Linked DNA regions of Mus musculus: region 1 is linked to region 2. A link is a loop called in an ENCODE intact Hi-C map of the cell type or tissue named here. Cell type or tissue: heart. All regions are shown on one strand. Links, peaks and the distances in the headings refer to the core of each region. The heading gives the core; the rest is flanking DNA. Region 1 has its middle 19 kb from the start of Gm40610. Region 2 has its middle 36 kb from the start of Gm10824.

What was found. Peaks named below come from ENCODE experiments on the same cell type or tissue, not always from the same donor. Only the 100,000 strongest peaks of a DNase experiment are listed, where the experiment ranks them.
Region 1: a loop joins it to region 2, with 4 times the contacts of the local background. A loop is called at or near these places in 4 of 42 quality-filtered maps.

The regions. Positions count from the first base shown.
Region 1 is chr10:22,475,033-22,485,534 of GRCm38, forward strand. No RefSeq gene overlaps it. Among named protein-coding and RNA genes, the nearest start is that of Gm40610, 19 kb to the left of the region's middle. In heart, for the core only: a CTCF peak has its summit at 5,009 (motif pointing left); no DNase peak of the experiment used is centred there; H3K27me3 peaks cover 797 bases.
Region 2 is chr10:22,771,872-22,782,373 of GRCm38, forward strand. No RefSeq gene overlaps it. Among named protein-coding and RNA genes, the nearest start is that of Gm10824, 36 kb to the right of the region's middle. In heart, for the core only: CTCF peaks have their summits at 4,411 (motif pointing left) and 6,221 (motif pointing right); no DNase peak of the experiment used is centred there.

The sequences.
Region 1 (10,502 bases), core at 1,335-9,334, 300 kb before region 2:
GCCATTCTACGAATAAGACAGATCATGAAAAAGCATTGCACACCCAAGTCCATATGAAACAGGAGCTATGTGGCTAGGATCTTCCAGAAAAGACATGAATGCCTTGCAATAGATTCTTCCCTAGCACTTTTGGAGTGAGCCTGGCTTGGTTGGTAGAGGGAGAGGCATTCAGGAGACCCTGGGTTTGAGCCACAGCACTGTATACACAGACATGGTGGCATTGGCAGTAATTCTAGTAATAGGGAACAGAAGGTAGAGGATCAGGGGTTCAAGGTCATCCTTGGCTGTGCAATAGGTTAAAGGGTAGCCTGGGATGTATGTGATTCTATTAAAAAGCAAAACAAACAAGAACTGTAACTCAGTGGACACCTGAACTGAAATCGGACTCCCAGCTTCCAGAACTAATCACCAGTAAATGGCCTTTGTTTAAGACGTGGAGCGTGCAGTATTTTGTTCCAGTGTCTCTGGAGACAAGTTGTTTATGCAGCATGTGAGAGAGCAAGGGATGACTGGTGTTCTGAGGGCACAAAAGCCAGAGAGAAGGTACTTAAACCATCCATAGAATCTGACACCAACTCAGATTGTCTAAGACTTTCCACTGACCCACCCGACAGATCTACCGGGAGCATAGTTCTCTCGGCTATCACAAGTGAATAAAGCCACCTTTGCTTGCCAATAAGATCCACGGTAGCCTTTGGTTAATTAAAATGCACTGATGTAATCAGCACCTTTTACCTCCCAATAACATTCATCATCATTGTTATTTAAACAACTTTCTCAGGGAATCCTAGTACTCATATCTTGGAAGTAGATTCCTTCTCTTCTTTATAAAATGGCTTCAAACCACACTGGCTAGTTTTACAGATGTGAAAGAGCATTCTCTGGGACTTTGTGTCAGGCTTTCACCTTCATTTCTTCATTCTTCATTTCATTCACAATTACTTTCCTTCTTTCATTGTTTAATAATTCAGTGAACTGCGGCTCTTTCCCTCAGGATTTCCCCCTCCTATTTCACATAGCCAGTGTAAGTTGAGAGTGTTGGTTTGTTTGTTTGTTTGTTCATTTGTTTGTTTGTTTTCTGAGACAAGTTTCTCTGTGTATCCCTGGCTGTCCTGGAACTCACTCTGTAGACCAGGCTGACCTCTAACTGGCAGAGATCCACCTGCCTCTGCCTCCTGAGTGCTAGGATTAAAACCCTGTGCTGTAATCTCAGTCTCCTTGGGGTTGGTCAGGTGCTTCTTTGTATTCAAATGCTAAATCCAGGCCCCAAGATCTGCTTGCATCCTGATGGGCAGATTCTTTGCTTGCCAATCTTCTCTGACTGGTTAAATAAAAGTGGCCACAGCCAATTGCTAGGGAGAATAGAGGTGGGCGGGGTTTCCGTTACCTGGGCTGTGGTTTGAAGGTAGGGAACTCTGGGGAAAGGAGAAAGACAAAGACCAGGAGGTTTCCACTAGCCAGGCAGGGCCAGGAGCACTTGGCCAGAAAAGTGCACCCTGAGGACAGACAGATGGAGCCGAAATAACCCAGTAGAGACTCAGGGAAGAGCAGGGAACTTGGTATTGCAGCTGGAAATAGCCAGTCTAGCACTGAGAAATAGTTTACAGGTAATCAATCGCCCAGTAACTGAGCTAAAGCTGATTAAATAAGTCTATAGGATTCTGCCTCAATTATTGGGGGGCTGGCTGGGTCATTATAAGAACTAATAGAGTTCCAAATATATATCACAACAACAGAATCTTATTAAATATTTCAAAGAGGGCTGGAAGGATGACTCAGCAGGTAAAAGTTTAAGTCTGCAAGCCTGAGGATGCACTGCGATTGCTGGAGCCCACAGGAAAAACCAGGAGGAGAGTCTGAAATCCCAGCACTTCACACCACAAAATAGGAGGCAGAGACAAGAGAAGCTCCCAGAACCTCTGAGCCATCTATCCTGGTGGATGCAGCTGAGTGGCAGAAAGAGGGAAGGGGAGACCTTGCCTCAAATGGGTAGAATCCCAGGACCAACTCCCCCAAATGTCTACTGTTATCTATCTATCTATCTATCTATCTATCTATCTATCTATCTATCTATCTATCTGCACTGCCCCCACAATGATAAATCAATACATTACCCCCCCCAAGAGTTTCCTCAATTCTGAGTTTGATGAATAGTGTTTAGGATTTTCCTATTTTGTTTGTTTGGGTTTTCAATATCCTTAGTCCCTTGCAATGGCCCACATGATTTGTTGGCATACACAGTAGACTATATTATTATTAACAAATACTGCCTCACAGTGGACTATACTTTATTGAGTTCAGCCTGGGTCAGCCAGCCCCTTGCTGACCATGAACATCACCGGTGACTGTGATAATGTCACTAGGACTTTGTCACTGTTCTTTATGGGTCAGTTGCTAATGGTAACCAAGTTTTCATCCCTTGCAAATCCACAGTCTGATTCAAGAAACTGTCTAGACCCCCAAAGAATCATGACTTCCTGGGTCACCACTGGTGTTGCTTCAATGCTGTCTTTAGGACTGTTCCTGTTAGGTGGTTTGGCCTATTCATCCACTACTCCAAGTTCTTGTGGCCACCACATGTTTCCATCCATGGCAACAGCAGAGAGGGAAGCCTGGTTCTGTTCTGTTTCTAACTCAGTCTTGTGTTTTTGGACTGAGAGGCATTAGGGATGTTCCGTTTCTCTTGTCACTGCACGGGCTGGACTCATCACTGAGTTACCCTTGCAGTTAAGGGAATTTTCCATTCGATTCTAGAATATTCATTTTCTTCAATTACATCACTGGGAATATTTATATATTCCTCTTTTCTGAAAAATCTTAGTAAAAAAGAAAACTATATCAAAATTCTGTATTAAATGTGATTTTGAGGGAAGAGAAAATAAAGTGTTATTGAATGTGCTTCTCACAAGAAGGGATTCATTCTACAGTTCTTAGTCAATATAGTACAGAATGCTACAGTACATTACTGGGTACATAGCACTGGACACACAGCCCTGCACACACTCAAACACCACTGGGCACATAGCACAGGGCACATAGCATCGGGCATACAGCACTAGGCACACAGCCCTTGATACATACATACCACTGGACACACACGACTGAGCACATAGCTATTGTTCAATAAATTTTCTCTAATGGATAAAATCATTTTGGTCTGATAGCAGTTGGCAAATCCTAAGGACCCAAATGATGTTTCTTGGCACTAGAGAAATTTCGAATCGTCCCCAAGGTCATCATACCCTGCTGCTAAGATATTGAGCCAGCCACTACTTACTTGATTGCATTAGCACCAACCTCATGAACTCTCTGGGAAGGTGACATAAGTGCTGCTTACAGCAGTCAGTACGCTGCCACGGTGACGGTCCAGCGTTCACTTGAATCTGAGCTTGTATTTATAAGCGACGTAGAAGAATGTGTTTCTTTAAAGTATGTTTTTAACATTTTTCCTTAATCCTATCTTGTTGGTATCCAGGGGCTTAACAGATAATTATTAAATGAACACATACAGTAACGAATAAGTCAATTTAGTCACAGCTAAAGCTAGTCACAGATGATTTCCATCTACATTGGAAACTAAATTACAAGCAAGCTTGCCATGTGAAGACATCAACATATGTCTTAAGAGATCCCAGAATGATTTATCTAAATATAGGTACGAGATAAGAAGCATCATCAAGGCAAAGGGAACGTTCCCCATCTAAGCTTTCGAGCACTGCCCACTACCCGTGATCCTGCAAAGTTGTTATTAACCCCTAAATACAGCTGTCTAGGATAAGTCCTTGATTATGATGCACTGGTTCTTAAAATATCCAATATTTATGGCCCATTTGATATTTATTTATTACAAAGGGCCTTTGGCTACTTTTAGTGAAAAATATAGATTGAACAATAAAGTAGAACACCTCAGAAAACAAGGCAAACCAATTCTTGTAAGTGGTATTGTTGTAAATGACATAAGAGGGTTTCTGTTACATTTCCTTATTTGATTTTTTATTGTGTTTGTATAAATTTAATCTGGAGTATAAGGTTAAAGTGTTAAAATTACTTAAAGCAACTGTGAGGACCCAAATAAAATCTGTTACAAGCCTCAGCCAGACAAAACACTGCTATGGAGAAGGGAGGGACCCTAACTCTAACCCTAACCCCGAGGCACCATCCCTACCAGAGGCCTCACCCCTACCTGAAACCCCAACCTTACCTAAAGCTCCACCCCTTACGAGGCTCTCCAGGAAGCTCACATTTGATAAAGTGAAGAGAGACTTTCTCTTCAGTGGTGTGCCCAACGTAAAGTGGTCATGATCTTGGAAGAAACCTCACACCCATGATCCAGTAAGAAGTAATTAGTAGTCTAACCCTAATTACACTCGTTGGGTTACAAAATTTTTTAATAAGTAGGGGCTAGTAGCTATGGTGAGGACGTACAGGGGAGAGTGGGGATAGCCAGAGCTAAATCTGATCAAAACACGTTGTATTACGTTCATGAAGATGTCACAATGAAATCTGTGACTATGCATTAGTACAATTAATATATAATCTTTAAAATGTTTTAAATTACCTCCAACTCCTATGTCTATGTTATCGTTCTCTGAGTTTGGGGTAAGTATGTGCGGCTTCAATTTCCATGAGACTAGGACTAAAACTGAACGCTATTTTAAATGTTGGAAGTGACATGTAACTGATTTCTGTTCTGGTGTTCTTAGTGACGTCAGCAAAATCTTTTTGAGTTCCATTTTGTGTGGATATCCTGATTGCTAGTCGCCTCACAGCCTGCTACCTCAAACGAAGTGCTTCTAAGAAGAGTGACTTTCAGAACGCAGAATTTAAGGCTTCTGGAACTTTCTTTTCCTTTATTTATAACTTTACTATTCTGAGATGAAAGAGAAACCACAAATTAACGGAACAACAATGAATTAAAAGCAAAATATCTCTCAAGTAGATAGTCCTTGTAGCATCGGTGTCCTGAGGCCCTCCCACAGGTATGGTTGGCTTTTCTGGGCCAATATTGCCATCTACTGGTGAACTGGCTGGTTTTGCGGCAACTTGACACAAGCTGGAATTATCAGAGAAAGGAGCCTCCCTTGAGGAAATGCCTCCATGAGATCCAGATGTAAGGCATTTTCTCAATTAGTGTTCAAGGCGGGGAGGGCCCCTTGTGGGTGGGACCATCCCTGGGCTGGTAGTCTTGGGTTCTATAAGAGAGCAGGCTGAGCAAGCCAGGGGAAGCAAGCCAGTAAGGAACATCCCTCCATGTCCTCTGCATCAGCTCCTGCTTACTGACCTACTTGAGTTCCAGTCCTGATTTCCTTTGGTGATGAACAGCAGTATGGAAGTGTAAGCTGAATAAACCCTTATGCTGAAAACTCAGAATAAATAATTATATTGCTCAGTGCAACATAAATGTATCTGTCTTCTCAGCGTCTGACAGACCTCATGATTTCCTCAATAGATAGCTAAAGGCCCAAAAGATGAGCAGGGCTGTCTGACAGCTCTCATCAGTAATCCAGGCATTTCAGATCCTGAGACTGAAGGATCTATGCAAATTGTAGGACAGCCATGGAGACCCTGCCTGAAAAGGAAACACTAAACAAACCGGCTAGGAACAGAGGAGGGGCCTTCCACAAAGTCTCAGAAACTTCTAGAAGTAGGAGTGATAATTCCTGTGGTCTGAGTCGCAGTCTCTGCTCACTGTGTAAATCCCGACACATGGTGAAGTTAAAATAGTGCCCCATGTTCCTTCCCTGGAGACATGACAAAACTATCACCAGATGTGACTGCCTTAATCCCACTCAGATCCAGTTCTCTGGTCAATTTAATCTCTGCATCATCTTCTTTTTACAGGATTGGTGCGGCCACTCTTCTTGAGAACATTTTTTTTTCTGGGTTAATTGTAGAGGGGGCCCTTGGCACCTGAAGCTGCTGTCTGTGTCGCCCGCCCCTCCCCCAGTCTTCCCTCCTCAATTCTGCTGCCCTTTTCTTCCCCGCAGGAATGGCAGACTTCCCATCTCACAATGCGGGTCCTTAGTAGCTGGATAAAAGGTGACATACCTTTTCTCCGGGGTTCATGTCTGTTTTCATCTCACATCGCTAATTCAGCCCCATAGACAATGAATCGTCTGTTCTTTATTCTTTCTTCCGGCTCTCTCCCAGGGGACCTTATAACACATGCAGCCCCATTTTCCCATCTCCCCATTCCCCACTCCTCCATCCTCCTCCCCACGAGCTGTCCCACCTTCTTCCCAAGTCTTCCTTTCCATGTCTCTTGGAACCCCGGGAACATCTTCTGATTGATCCATTAGAAAAGTAAGCCCGACCATGACCTTTCTCTGTCATCAGCCCTGAGCTGGATTCTTTTTTCCGGGCTTCGCTTCCTTAGCCTTCCGGTTCCCTGAGCCTCCCAGAAGCCTTCCAGTCTCTCCCCTCCTATTCTACACCTGGCATTCTCTCCACAAGAGACTTGCATCTCATGTCCTTCCAACCCCACCTCAAATGTGATTCCCTAAACGTACAGTATTCTTGCAGCAGAATTTACCCACTCGACTAAAAGCAGACGATCTCCTGAAGATAACTGACAGGGTCTCATGTGGAGCCCTAGAGCAAGAACCTTTTTTTTTTTTTTTCAAAGGCAAAATTCAAGATGGAAGTTAAAATCCTTTTAGAATTGAATGAAAATGACAACACAAAATATGCTTACACAATGAAGGCAATGCCATGAGTCAGTTCATAGCGCTAAGTTCCTACATAAAAATAAAAAACAACAACAACAAAAAACAAAACAAAAAAACCCAGACAGATCTTACACTAATAAAAATGATACACTTGAAAGTTTTAGGGGGGGAAAAAAAAAGAAGAAATAGCATCCACAAAGAGTGTATGGGAAAAACAATCGATTAGTAAATAACCAAATTAATAAGTTAGAGATAAAAGGGGAGACATAACAACAAACATGGAGGAAATTCAGGTAATCATGAAGACATACTTTTAAAATCAGTATTTCACCAAACTGGAAAACCTACATGAAATAGATACATTTCTTTATAAACATTACCTACTAAAATCAACATGACATCAGCAGACCCATACCCCTAGTTAAATAGAGCATCAATTAAACTCCCAACTAAGAAAAAAAAAAACCCATGTTCTAGTAGACTCAGTGCAGAATTCTACTAGAATTTCAAAGAATAACTAATGTCAATAATCCTCAAATCATTTCACAAAATCGGAACTGAGGGAACTCTTCCAAATTCTTTTTACAAAGTCCCTATACTAAAACAGAGACTCAACAAAAATGAAAAGTATAGCCCTTACTTATGAACATAATGCAGAAATTCTCAATAAAGTACTCAAAAACTGAATTTAAGGAAACATCAGAAAGACCATCCACTGATCCAGTTGACTTCATCCCAGAGCCGCATGGTTCAACATATGTAAATCAGCAAACATACCCAGCACATAGAAATTAAAAGGCAAAAACAAAATGATCATCTCACAGATGCAGGAAAGGTTTTGACAGATCCCAACATTCATTCAAGATAAAGTACAGGTGAAACGAGGCTTACAGGGACAGAGACATAATGAAGGGGGCTTACAGCCAGTCAATATCAAGTTAAATGGAGAGAAGCTCAAAGTGTTTCCACTAAAGTCAAGACCAAGTCAAGGATGTCCACTCTGTCCAGTGCAGCACTCAAAGTCTTAGTTAAGGAGTAAAGTAAGGACGACTGAAGGAGATCAAAGGATTACAAATAGGAAAAGGGAGGGGGGATTCCAGAATCCACATTTGCAGACCATTTCTTTTCTATTTCAATATACAAATCATACACTTACTTAGTTAAATTTATTATTATTCTATGAGAACAAGAATTTGAAAAGTGGGATCAGTTACACTCCTTGGATTCCTATCCCAGGTAACACAAGGGCAAACATCCCTGCCCAGAGTATGCAAAATATGTAATGTGAATGAGATTCATTTTAAGGATTAAAAGTGTGTGTGTGTGTGTGTGTGTGTGTGTGTGTGTGCGTGCGCGCGCGCGCCTGCGTGTTAGGGATCACCATCAGAGCCCTTACACAGGGCAGGCAAGTGAACTACTTCCCAGCCAAAATGATTAATTTCGGGGACTGGAGAAATGTAGTGGGAGGGGCTGATACTGAAATCTGGTTCCCTAATTGTTTCTTGATTATGTCAATAAAGATGGCAGAAGGTAATCACTGGGTGAAAATAAAGAGGTGGGATTTTCCAGGTCCCAGAAGGAGATAAGATAGTGAGTAGGCTTTTCAGTCAGGTTTTGGGGAGAGGAGCACAGAACCATGTAAGGTCTGGGACCAACTAGAACCGGTGGCTGCTTCAACACCGGAAGAATTCTGACACAGGATAGCTGATGACTTCAGGGCAGTAGGTTCCATGCTCAGTGGTTGTGTTATCTGGCTGGCTTTAAAATACTAAGGCTGTCTGATGTTTTCCATCCTCTGTGACTCAGGTGGGCAGGAGAAAGGGCAGCCTTGGGGCAGTCGTTGGTGGTTGGTGGAGCTAGCCTCGGGCTTGGTTGGTCAGTATAGACTGATCACAGCTCTGAGCTTTCTCCAGTTGTTAGAGGATTGGTGGCGCTAACTGCTGGCCATTGCGGAGCTATCTGGAGTGGGAGCAGCTGCAGCGAGTTCTTAGAGCCAAGCTGAGAAGCTGAGAGTGCAGTCCCAGAAGGCATGGAGTTTTAAATTAACAGGCAGCGGAGGTGGAGTTCTGAGTTTGAGGCCAGCCTGGTCTACAAGGTGAGTTCTAGGACAGCCAGGGCTATACAGAGAAACCCTGTCTCGAAAAACAAAACAAAACAAAACAAAAACAAAAACAAAAACAAAAAATAAAACAAAACAAAAAAACCCATGCAACGGAGAAATAGCTGTTTTTACAGAGGAGCCCATTTTGGTTGCCAAGCATGGAGGCTCACAGCCATCCGCCACTCCAGTTCTAGGGCATCTAAAGTCCTTTGCTGATCTCTTCAGGACACTCCAGAGCACCAGGCACACACATACATAGAGGCAAAACTCTCGTATGCATAACAAAAATGGAAACCTTTAATTGTAAGAGCGTCTCCGATAATGAACAATCCATACACTAGAGATTATTTGAAGGCATAGCAACCATGTCTGAAGTGAGGCTACCAGGTTAGTGTTTCAAGGCTTACCAGCAACTGGAGTGGTATTCTTCCTGAACACTGCAGATTTCCAGCAGCTGGCCCCGGGGTTCACATGGTACGCTGTCCAAGCTGAAGTATTTAAACATCAAATGAAAACCAGGAAACTCCAGGTGACGTAAGTGAATGCTCAGGTGGGCAGCCAGTGAGACCATCATGTTAATGCCACCAGTGGTAGGAAAATAGCCCTCACAGTTGCCATGACAATAACCGGAAGTTGACAGTTTCTGCTCTCAGATCTCAGAAAGAGCACGGCTTGTTTCTGTTCCCACTGGTTCTCTGGTTGCAGCAGATGTTACTGGTTTGCCTTCCTCTGTGTGTGTGTGTGTGTGTGTGTGTGTGTGTGTGTGTGTGTGTGTGTGTGTGTTTTCAAGACAGGGTTTCTCTGTATAACCCTGGATGTCCTGGAACTCACTTTGTAGACCAGGTTGGCCTCGAACTCAGAAATCTGCCTGCCTCTGCCTCCCGAGTGCTGGGATTAAAGGCGTGCACCACCACGACTGGCTTCTCTGTGTTTTGAGTTATGGAAAGTAAAGACAGAGCAAGCAGAGGTTGGGAAGAGGGCTATACTGGGTGGTTTTGTGTCAGCTTGACACAGGCTGTAGTTATCACAGAGAAAGGAGCTTCAGTTGAGGAAATGCCTCCATAACATCCAGCTGTAAGGCATTTTTTCAATTAGTGATCAAGGCGGGGAGGGCCCCTTGTGGGTGGTACCATCCCTGGGCTGGTAGTCTTGGGTTCTTTAAGAGAGCGTACTGAGCAAGCCAGGGGAAGCAGGCCAGTAAGGAACATCCCTCCATGGCCTCTGCATCAGCTCCTGCTTCCTGACCTGCTTGAGTTCCAGTCCGAATTTCCTTGATAATGAACAGCAGTATGGAAGTATAAGCCTAATAAACCCTTTCCTCCCCAACTTGCTTCTTGGTCATGATGTTTGTGCAGGAATAGAAACCCTGACTAAAACATGGGCTCAGCCATTAAGTGGGAACCTGGGCTGAATTTGATGCCCAGCGCCCATGTGAATAGCCAAGTGTGGGTGTATGCTTATACTTGCAGCACTGAGGAGGTAGAGAAAGCCATCTGGGGCTCCCCAGCAAGTCAAGCCATATCAATGAGCCCTAGATCCTAGTGAGAGACCGTTTCAGATAATAAGGTGGACAGACCTGAGGAATGATTGACACTCAAAGTTGCCTTTGTTCTCAATACATGTGTGCACGCATTTAGATTTAATATGGCTTACAAGATTAGGATTCTAGTTCCAGTGGCTGTGTTACCTGTTGATTCTGAACTCAGTTTGTGTGGTGCTTTCTTTCATGAGGT
Region 2 (10,502 bases), core at 723-8,722:
ATTTGCACAAATCAACAAGAAAAAGTCAACCAACCCACCAAACAAACAAATAACCAACCCACAAAACCACCAATCCACCAATCCACCAACCAACCCACCAACCCACCCATCAACCAAACCACTAACCCACCAACCAATCAAACCATGAACCCACTAAGCAACAAGCAACCAGCCAACCAACTAACCCAGCAACCAACCAACCCACCCACCCATCAACCAACCTACCCCAAACCAGCAACCAACCAACCAAACCTAGTATAAAGAAAAAGATCTGGAGGCATTATAGAGAAGAAACATGATAGAGCTGAGCATGGTGACACAGGGGAGGGAGAGTCACAGAGGCAGGGGCAGAGGAAGAAGAGGCAGAAACATCAGAACCAACTTCAGTTGACAGTCTCAGTTACACGGCTACAGCAAGTTAGAAGCTAGCCTGGGCTACAGGTGGCCCTGTTTTAGAAAGGAGAAGAAAGGAGAAGGAGGTGGGGGGAGAGGAGCAAGTTAGAAGCTAGCCTGGGCTACATACAGGTGGCCCTGTTTTAGAAAGGAGAAGAAAGGGGAAGGAGGTGGAGGGAGAGGAGGAGGAGCGGGAGGTGGGAGGCAGAGTAGAGAGAACTGGCTCAGGAGTATCAGCATGATACAACTAAATAGATGAGTGGAAACAACACTTGATCTTTAATCTCCTTAGGAGCGATGAGGGTAACTCTCACATGGAGACCTAACATACAAAAACCTTCATAGCTACATTGTTAATAATATCAAAAAGAATGAACAACCCAGAAGTGTCTTCAAAGTATAATGAAGTAATAGTGTTTATTAAAAGACGCATTATACAATAGTAGATCCTGAACTAAGCAAAGTTTAAACAGAAACATGCGGGTTAATTTTGAGTTTATTATTGACTGTCACCAGCAACTTAAGGACCAAGCCAGCCTAAGGAAAAACAAGCCTGAGCATTATGAAAAAGTTATTTTGAAGCAACCCCCCCCCAAAGTTTATAAGATGATTTAAAGCACTGGCTCAGTCAGTATCATTTGCAGGCAAGCGTAAGGACCCCCGTAAGTGTAAGGCAAGCTTTTATGTGAACCCTGGTGTTCACATAAAAGCAGTTTACACTGTAATCTCAGTCTCATGGACATGGAACGGGGCTCCCTGGAGCTCAGTGTTCAGCTAGTCCAGCTAAATTGGTGAACTCAATGTTCAAAAATAAGACATAATAAAATGGGCTGCTAAGATAACTTAGAGGACAAAGGCACCCACTGCCAAGCCTGCTGGATGACTTGAGTTTATACCTCATGGTAGGAGGAGAGAACCACCTCTGATCCTTGCCAGTTGCCCTCTGACCTCCACACTCCTGCAGTGGCACACGCTCAGCCACACACAAAAGAAATAACTAGAAGGTAGATGAAGTAGACACGGTGCAGAGTAATTGAGAAGGACGCCTGACTTTGGCCTCTAGCCTCCACGTTTACACAAATGCATATGTTTGTGTGTATGCTTATGTGTATGCTTGAACGCATGCATGACTGTATGTGGGGTGTGTGCATGTGTGGATGAGAGTGTGCAGAGTTTACCTTTGTTAGGGTACAGATGGAATGGCACAGGAGCCAGGCCTAAGCGTTTCTTCTAGCCTCTGAGTTTGCACTGTTGGTTAAGCTGGCACTAGCAGAATTTATGGACATAAAGACCCCATTATTTTTTCATGCTGCTTTTAGAAGTTTTAGCTGATACAGAGAGACAAGGAAAAAAAAAAGCAATAAAGACAGACTGAAGTGAGTTTATTTTTATTTATTTATTTATTGGGTTGGTTTTTGCACATGATGGTATTATCTGGAAAACTCAACATAACTAAAATTTTTATTTAAATTTTTTTTTAAAAATTAAACTTAAAAATATCCACGAAGTAGATACTTCATTCTTCCTTAAAATAGGGAACAAAATACCCATGTAAGGAGTTACAGAGACAAAGTTTGGAGCTGAGCCAAAAGGATGGACCATCCAGAGACTCCCCCACCCGGGGATCCATCCCATAATCAGCCACCAAACGGAGACACTATGGCATATGCCAGCAAGATTTTGCTGAAAGGACCCTGATATAGCTGTCTCTTGTGAGGCTAGACCAGTGCCTGGCAAATACAGAAGTGGATGCTCACAGTCATCTATTGGATGGAACACAGGGCCCCCAATGGAAGAGATAGAGAAAGTACCCAAGGAGCTGAAGGGGTTTGCAACCCTATAGATGGAACAACAATATGAACTAACCAGTACCCCCAGAGCTCATGTCTCTAGCTGCATATGTAGCAGAAGATGGCCTAGTTGAACATCATTGGGAAGAGAGATCTCTTGGTCTTGCAAACTGTATATGCCCTAGTACAGGGGAACGCCAGAGCCAAGAAGTGGGAGTGGGTCGGTAGGGGAGCAGGGTTGGGGGAGGGTATAGGGGACTTTGGGATAGCATTTGAAATGTAAATGAAGAAAATATCTAACAAAAAAATTGAAAAAAAAAAGAGAAAGATTTTAAAAGTAAAAAAAAAAAAAATTCACAATGGAGCTGAAGAGATGACCCAGGGGCGAAGGGCTCTGGCTACTCTTAGAGAGGGCTAGGGTTCTATTTCTAGGACCTACTGAGCATCTATCTCTCTAACTCCAGCTGCATGGGTTCTAGCTTCTCCTGACTGCTTCAGGGATGGCATGTATGCAGTACATATACACACAAGTGAACACCCATATAAATAATAATTTTTAAAAATCCAAGGCAACTGATAAGAAACTAGTGAAGGAATGAGTTCTTGGTAGTAATCTCCCCCACTTGTTACTGACTTTGTGGCAGAAACTCTGCTCAGCACTTTATATTCACATCTCAACTAAGCTCTGCTGTCAGGCTTTCTCCACAGGAATGAGGAAACGGCTCTTGCTGAGAACAACTCTTGACTGGCAGGACCAGGTTTGAAACTTGTTTGGTCTGACTCATAGCTCATGCCAAGAAACACTGTTATCTTGTCTCCAAACAAATATTGACCTAAGATACTTTTTTCTTTTTCCAAAACAAAGATAAACAGTGACCAGGAAAGTTGTTCAGGGAGAAGGTGGCTTTCTTTGGTGGTGGGCATTGTTCAAATAGGGTATCGTCCGTCTTATTTAAAAGTCTATGTGCTTCAGGTGGACTAAATACATACACAAAGTAAACGAGAGTCTGCATCTTGAACAAGTCTGCAGAAGACAAAGGAAAGCCATCTTTGGGGCTGGAGAAATGGCTCAGCAATTAAATATGCTGGCTGTTCTTACAGAGGACCAGGCTCAGTTCTCAGCACCCATATAGCAGCCCCTAGCCTGTGACTGCAGTTTCAGGGAACCCAGCTCCATGGCCACTGCATTCTGCAGGCAAAACCCCCATACACATAAAATAAAAGTAAATTAATCTTTTTTTTTTAAAAAAGATAACTACCTTTAAAAGTCTGTCTTTCATTTGCTCTTTCTTTTAAAACACTATTTAGATTGCTTGTTACCTTTCTGTCAATATTATTCAGTTACAATATAATTGTAATTAATAATTAAAACTACCTTGATTGGATGGGTGTTATCATATTGCTGTGAAGAGGCACCATGACCATAGCAGCTCTTATAAAGGAAAACATTTAATTGAGGCTGGCTTAGAGTTTCAGACCTTTAGTCCGTTATCATCATGGCCTGAAGCATGATGGAATGCAGACAGACATGGTGCAGCAGCAGGAGACTCTGTGCCTTAACTGGGCATAGCTTGAGTTCTTCAAAGCCCATCCCCACAGGACACACTTCTTCCAGCAAGGCTGTACCTACTCCAACAAGGCCACACCCCTAAAAGTGCCACTCCCTGTGAGCTTATGAGGGCCATTTTCTTTTACTACCATGGGTGGCTTTTTGTGTTTCTCCTGCAAGAAGCTGTTAATGCTGCTTCCATTAGCAGCTGGTTCTGTTTGGATTGCTCGCAGCTGGTAGCTGAATACATAAAGACAGATTTTTGAACCATCTCTTAGGATGTGGGCATCGAATACCTTACTAGTATGCTCTAGTTTATTTTTAACTTCTGTTCTTTTGGTCCTGGAGACCCTTGGACTATCACAAAAGTTTTCTGAACATAAGGTCTTTACAACTTCCCTTCAGAAATGCTGGGAACAGCCTCACTTTCTCCTGCCCACCTCTGCTAATCTCTCTTACTCTGGAGGGTGCTGGGTGAGCCCAAGCATAGGAGGCTTATATATTAGGATGAGAGGAGACTTCAGAGGCCAATGAGCCCCCACTGCTTTCTTATGCGCTCCTTTCAGGACGCTGGCCCAGGATCTTGGCTATTTTCTTCTCAAACCCACAGACTCAGAAACAATGCAGAGCCCTGCAGCAGACAAAGGGGAATCGAGGAACAAGGCTGCCCCCGTGTGGTGTGAAATGTAAACAGGGAAACGTGAGAAATATGAAGTTGTAAAAGGTGAACTTCCATCAACTGTAATGTCATTTGCAAATTTTTTGTAATTGGTATCAGGCCCTAATAACTACAAAAATGCAAAATCCGTTTTAGATGACACCAGAAACTCATGGCACACCCATGAGGTATAGTAACCATAGAATAGCCTGAAATTCCAGGAAGAGAGTATAGTGGACAGGTGTCTTGTTCTACAGAAGCTAAGCCTCCAGTAGCCCCCCTGAGCTCTGCTCTGGTTTCAGTGTAGCAGACTGTGGACCGAGGTCTATTTTTGTTTACTTTTGTTACTTTTTGCTAGTTATGGTTTGAGATACAGTCTCACTACATGGCCCAGGTTGTTCTTAGACTCAGAGCTGCCTAAGCTTCCAGACAGCTGGGATTACCAAGGCACATCTGGTTTAAGCACAAAGTGGAGTCAAGAAAAATCCATTTCATAAACATATATCCTGGGTATGTAATGGTTCTAGCAAGTTAGCTCAGGGTAAGGAGCACACAATGGGAAAAAAAAAAAGCTTGCCAAAAAGTGTATGAGATAATATTTCCATCCCAGACTATTGCAGATAGCTGATAGAGTATACACATGAGTCTGCCCCCCTTCATTGGAATCTGTGAGGATGGGCAGAGGGCACCATACCAGTGGCTGCTCTCTGGTAAGCGAAAGGTTAGAGGTAAGCTCCTGTGTTCGACAGCTCAGCATCCCCATCCCCAAAGGATCCCAGTTACTTCAGTAGCTAAAAAGAGATGGAAAATAGACACTCCTTATTTTAGGTTTTTAAAAATATAAAATATAGAATAGTCAAAACCAACAAAACTGGTACCACAAACAAGGAAGAAAGGTTAGCCAGGAGGGCTCTGGGCTTGTGGCACTACCAGGAAACTAAATAATGCCTGGCTTCTGACCTATTTGGATTTAAAATCTATAGTTACCACCAAGGCACCACCTTGGTTACATTATTTAATGGCTTTAACCTTTAGTTTTTAATCCTGAACATGAAATCTCAATGCCTAGGTTGTGTCAAGGATTTCATCAGAGGACACAGGGCAATTAGCACTTGCCTAGCTCTTGCTCATAAATATTAGGCTAATTGAGTCACCCAGGAGCAGTAGTAACATGTGTATACCTAGACTCAGTGTGCCCACAACGAAGCTACTGAATTCACAGTGAAGAACTGCTCCCCTAAAATTTTAAGGTATTTCCAGGAGGGATTTTATGTACCTCGTAATAGTTGTTTACAGGCAGTACCTTAGTGGAGGTACCTGGAATTTAGAACATCAAAAAAACCCTACTTTCAGGATGGGAAGTCCAGCCAGAGATTGTTAATAGTGTGCTGGGTTTACAAAAATCTCATGGATCCAAGATTCACTCTTTCAGATGCATCACATGCTAGCTAGATGTCTTTGAACCTCAGTTTCCCTGCACAAGAATAATAGCTACAATTCATATACTGCTTACAAATATATCACATTGACTGTGATCCCAGGGATGTGGTATACGTAAATACCTATGTCAGAGAAAGCCTCAGTCAATACTTTTTTGTTCTCTTGAAAATCTTTGATGATGGTGGTGATGACAATGGAAACGTTCAAAGAAATCCTGAGATTTAGGAAGCTGATAGTGAGTTTATAGGGCCATTTGGCCTTCTGAGTAGAAAAATAAGGACCCAGGAAGACATATGTGGGAGTGGTCTCTTTACCAGAATGACAGATATTTCATTGCCTGCCCAAAGTGGGGCTGAATGTCCCGCAGCTTCGTGCTACACATGGTCAGTAGAGAGCGCCAGAGGGATGCAATAGGAGAGAGCTGCTTTCTAACAGGCCCACAAGCTTGTTTGCCAACCCTTTCAAGACAAGCTTGCTCAGAAGATGGGGCAGGCAGCAGCTATTAACAGCTAGAACAGCACTTTCATAGTGGGGCTTGCCAGCCAGCCATCTCCCCAGGAAGCTTTTCCGTAGTTTCTCAAGTGTGATGTAGGTGACTTTTCGTCTAACCCAGAGGGCAGATTCCCAGTATTTAGCAGCAGCAGTCTTTCCTACCCGCAGCTTCAGCCCACACTGCAGTGAAGTGTCTCCTGTCGGGGTACCAGTTCCAGCTGAAATTCTCAAGTTACCAGTTCCTGGTAGTGTGTGTCAGCTCTTACCATACATGAACCCTTTTGTCTGTCCAAATGACCTCAGAAGAGGTCTGGACCCAGGCTCTGGGGAGACAGATTCCCTTCCAAGGTTGTTCCCGCTAGAGGCATACTCGCTCAGCCCTATAGTGCTCCCTTTACAGCTAACCCTCGACCGGAGTTAAGTTTCTAAATGAAATTTTCTTGTTCAAACTGCTCTCTGGTAGGACAGGAGACTGTGAAAACCCAGCGAACTCTATTCCATGACAGAAGAATCATTCCTGGGACTGTATTTCCTCCACTGCCTACATCATCCTGGGACAATCTGGATGCTTATTGAAGATTTTTGTTCCTTTATATAAATCACATCCTTGCTATCGATCTATCCTTGGGTTGAGTGTAAAAACTGCTGAACAGTGGAACTGATAATGATGGGAGCCCACAAACGTTCTTCTGCAAGACTCTTGTGGTATTAGCTGGGTAATTGGGTTTCTGATTCCGGCTGAGCAGGAAAGAGTTCTTGGGAGAAATCGCATTTGCGTTGTACCTTCAAAAGAAAGGAACCTTGCAAAACTGCAATATAACTACAATCATGGGAACCCTCCAGGCAGAAGGAGAGGTGCAGACACACAGCCGTCCATTTGGGACAAACGTCTTGAGACAGCGATAGAGCCTGGAAGGTTTGAGTGCTGGGCACACAAGTACAGGAAGGCATGGAAGAATTCCATGAAGATTTGGCTTCTGTGTGGAATAGATTAAATTGGGACCTAAGCAAAGTCACTCATAAGAAAATTACTACAGTAACCATGATATAAGGAAATCCAAACCTACAATTGAAACATGGGAAGGGGAAAGGGAAAGAGAAAATCAGTACATAAAAACAATGTGTAGGAAGATCACAGTAGGCCCCAGGTGGGTGGCTGTGAGAGATGATCTTGACAAAGCTGGTGTGGCAACAGGAACAAAGAGTCATGGGGGAAAGTATTAACGTTGACTCTCTAGTCTGGGTGGAGCATACTATGATGAATGGAAAGTTCTGGGCTGGCAAGATGGCTCAGCAGGTAAAGGCTCTTGCCAACAAGCATGATGACCTGAGTTTAACCCCAGAGTGCCTATGGTGGAAGGAGAGAGCAGACTCTGAAAGCTGTGTGTTCGCACATATACACTGACACAGCATGAATAAATAAGTGGGGAAAGATTTAAAATAGAAAATAATTTATAGTCAGTATGAACCCCATGCTGATATAATCCAAGCTCTCTTTACTCCCAGTCTCCTGTCTCCTGTCTCCTGTTTCATCAGGGGAGTTTATCCTTAATCCCCTAAATGAATGTTTGTAAGCCCTACAAGTCCCATGCTAAGTCTGAGACACTATACAGTCCTCTAAGCCTCGGAGTAGTAATTCAGTAATGGGCGAGGAGAGTGGAAAGAGAAGATAGCTATATAAAAAAAATGTATCGGAAGACCGTTGTAGATGCCAGGTGGGTGGTTGTGAGAAGTGACCCAAACAAAGCTGGGTGTGCAGTGTGTGTGTGAACACTTGAAAAGCCCAGCTCCAGGCATCGTTAGACACTCTGCACTATATTGTTTGCTAAACCTCAGATCTGCTTGAAGAGGATCAAGAGCACATAATTGGCTTCCTTGGCTCTCTCTCCCTTTTCCTCTTCCTTTACCCCTATGTCTGCCAGTTTAAATAGGAAAGGATAGGTCCAGACCTATAGAGCAAGAACAAGATCGTACAAGAACTTATAATTTGGTTGCGTGATTGCTGGATCTGAAGTTACTCATAGCCATTTTAACTCTACAAAGCACTGTCATGTGTCTCTGGCAGATACAAGACATCACATTAGGAAACCACTTTAGTCAACACCTCCAAGATGCTCTGAGCATAGGTCTTGTTCCGGCATCTTCATCCCAACCTGCCACATAGAAAAAGACCTCTGTGATGCCCACAAAGGCCCTCCCCTTTGCAGGGACAACACTGTCACTCTCTGAGGACCCTCATTCATGTGACGGTGCTCTCTCTTTCTCCCCCTGTGATGAGGGTGGGTGACGCTCACAGTTCAGCCTCAGTCACATAGTGTCTTCTTTCAAAAGCCTCTCCTCAAACACTTCACATCCCCCACACTTTCCTATCCTTCTATATTCTGGATTAGAAAGGATGAAAGGGTTCAGTCAGTCTGGGGGCCACCTTCTTTTTAAGTACTTCATAAGGGACTGTGCTTTAAGTCCAGTATCTGTCATCTCCGCCTCGGCAGAAACTCCAGTATGAACATTCTTTGACATGAAGACTCCTTCAGTGATAAACTTTCAGAGTTCTTTGATGAAGCACAAAGGAAGTCAATGCTAAAACGTTGAATTAAAGTTTACATAAAATTTACTTATAAAAATGTGTATATTTAAATACCTAGAACTACATAATTTATGAAGTGTATTTGTGTGTGTCTGTGTTTTTATTCTAACTTTTTTTTTTTTTTTTTTGGCTTTTAGAGACAGGGTTTCTCTGTGTAACAGAGTCCTGGGTGTCCTGGATCCACTTCACAGACCAGGTTGGTCTCAGGCATCGACCTGCCTGTGCCTCTCAACTGCTGGGATTAAAGGGATGCGCCATCACTTACACTGATTCCAAGAAGATTTCAAAGCAGCCTTTAGAGGCTTGGTATATTGATTTCCTGCTAAAACAAACTTTGCTGCTCAGATGGACATAAGCCTGTTGTCTCGCAGTTCCAGAGGCTCTATCAAGTGTCTCTGGAATGATCCTCCTGGCAGCTCTAGGGAAGCAAACGTTTCCTCTGCTGGTCCTGAAGGCTGCCGGCATCGGTTTGGATGCCCCACGTTCCTCTGTAGTATGGCTTTTGTACCTTTCAGTGGCTGCTTGCACAAGCCACTCTCAGAACCATCAGAAAGGCTCTTAGCTGCCCTCTTCCGAGCGGAAGGGCCTCGGTGACTTTCCCTAGCCCCATCTGGATATTTTAAAGTTAGCTATGGCAGATGAGTAGGCTTAACTCCCTTCCATTGTGTATATCAGTCCAGGGTTAATCAGAGAAGCAAAACCGGTAGGAGACACATCTCAAGAGATTTGTTGTGGAAAATTGGCTAACATGGCTGTCAGGATAGCTAGGAAGGCACAAAGGGCAGGCTGCCATGGTCACCCAGGACAGGCAGACAGAGGATAATATAAGTTGCCTATTGAGCGGATTTCCATACAGGTGTGGCTGGAGGATGGAGCCAGTAGGGGGCAGTGCATTAAAGGGTCCGAGCTCTGACTGTGGTGCCCAGGAATAGGATCTGAACCTCCAACCCTGGCACCTGATGGGGTGGACCAGGCAACGCACTTAACACTTCTTTATCCCTATCATCCTCTCTCTCCCCATCTTCCCTACCTTTATCTTTTTCCTTTCTTTTCTTCTTGAAAGGGTCTCCTGTAAGCCTCAAACTCTGATCTTGTTATGTAGCTGAGGATAGCTTTGGACTCCTGATCTTACTATGTTCATGGTTCTGGGATGAACAAGCTTGTCTACATATTGTTGTTGTTACTTGTTTTCTTGAGACAAGGTTTCTCAGAGTAGCCCTGGTTATCCTAGAACTTGTTCTGTAGACCAGGCTGGCCTCCAACTCCTCTGCCTCAGAGTGCTGGGATTTTCAGAGTGTGCCACTACCCTGCCTGGCTCATTTTTACTTTTGTAAACCAAAGAGACTTGTTTTCCAGATTTAAAATTGTAATTGATATCAGATATATTTTTGTTGCTATTTTCTACAATTCCATTTAGAAGTATTGGTTCAATATTTGCAAGTGCAGTCTTCTTAGCTCCTCTAGACAGTGTAATCCCCCACGTAACAAGAATGGGCCACACTAGCCAGGCCATGGGACGTCTCCAAGCCTTCATGCTTGGTAGCAGTTTTCCTTGGGAATCTGAACAAAGCACTGCTGTTAATGTAGAGGTAC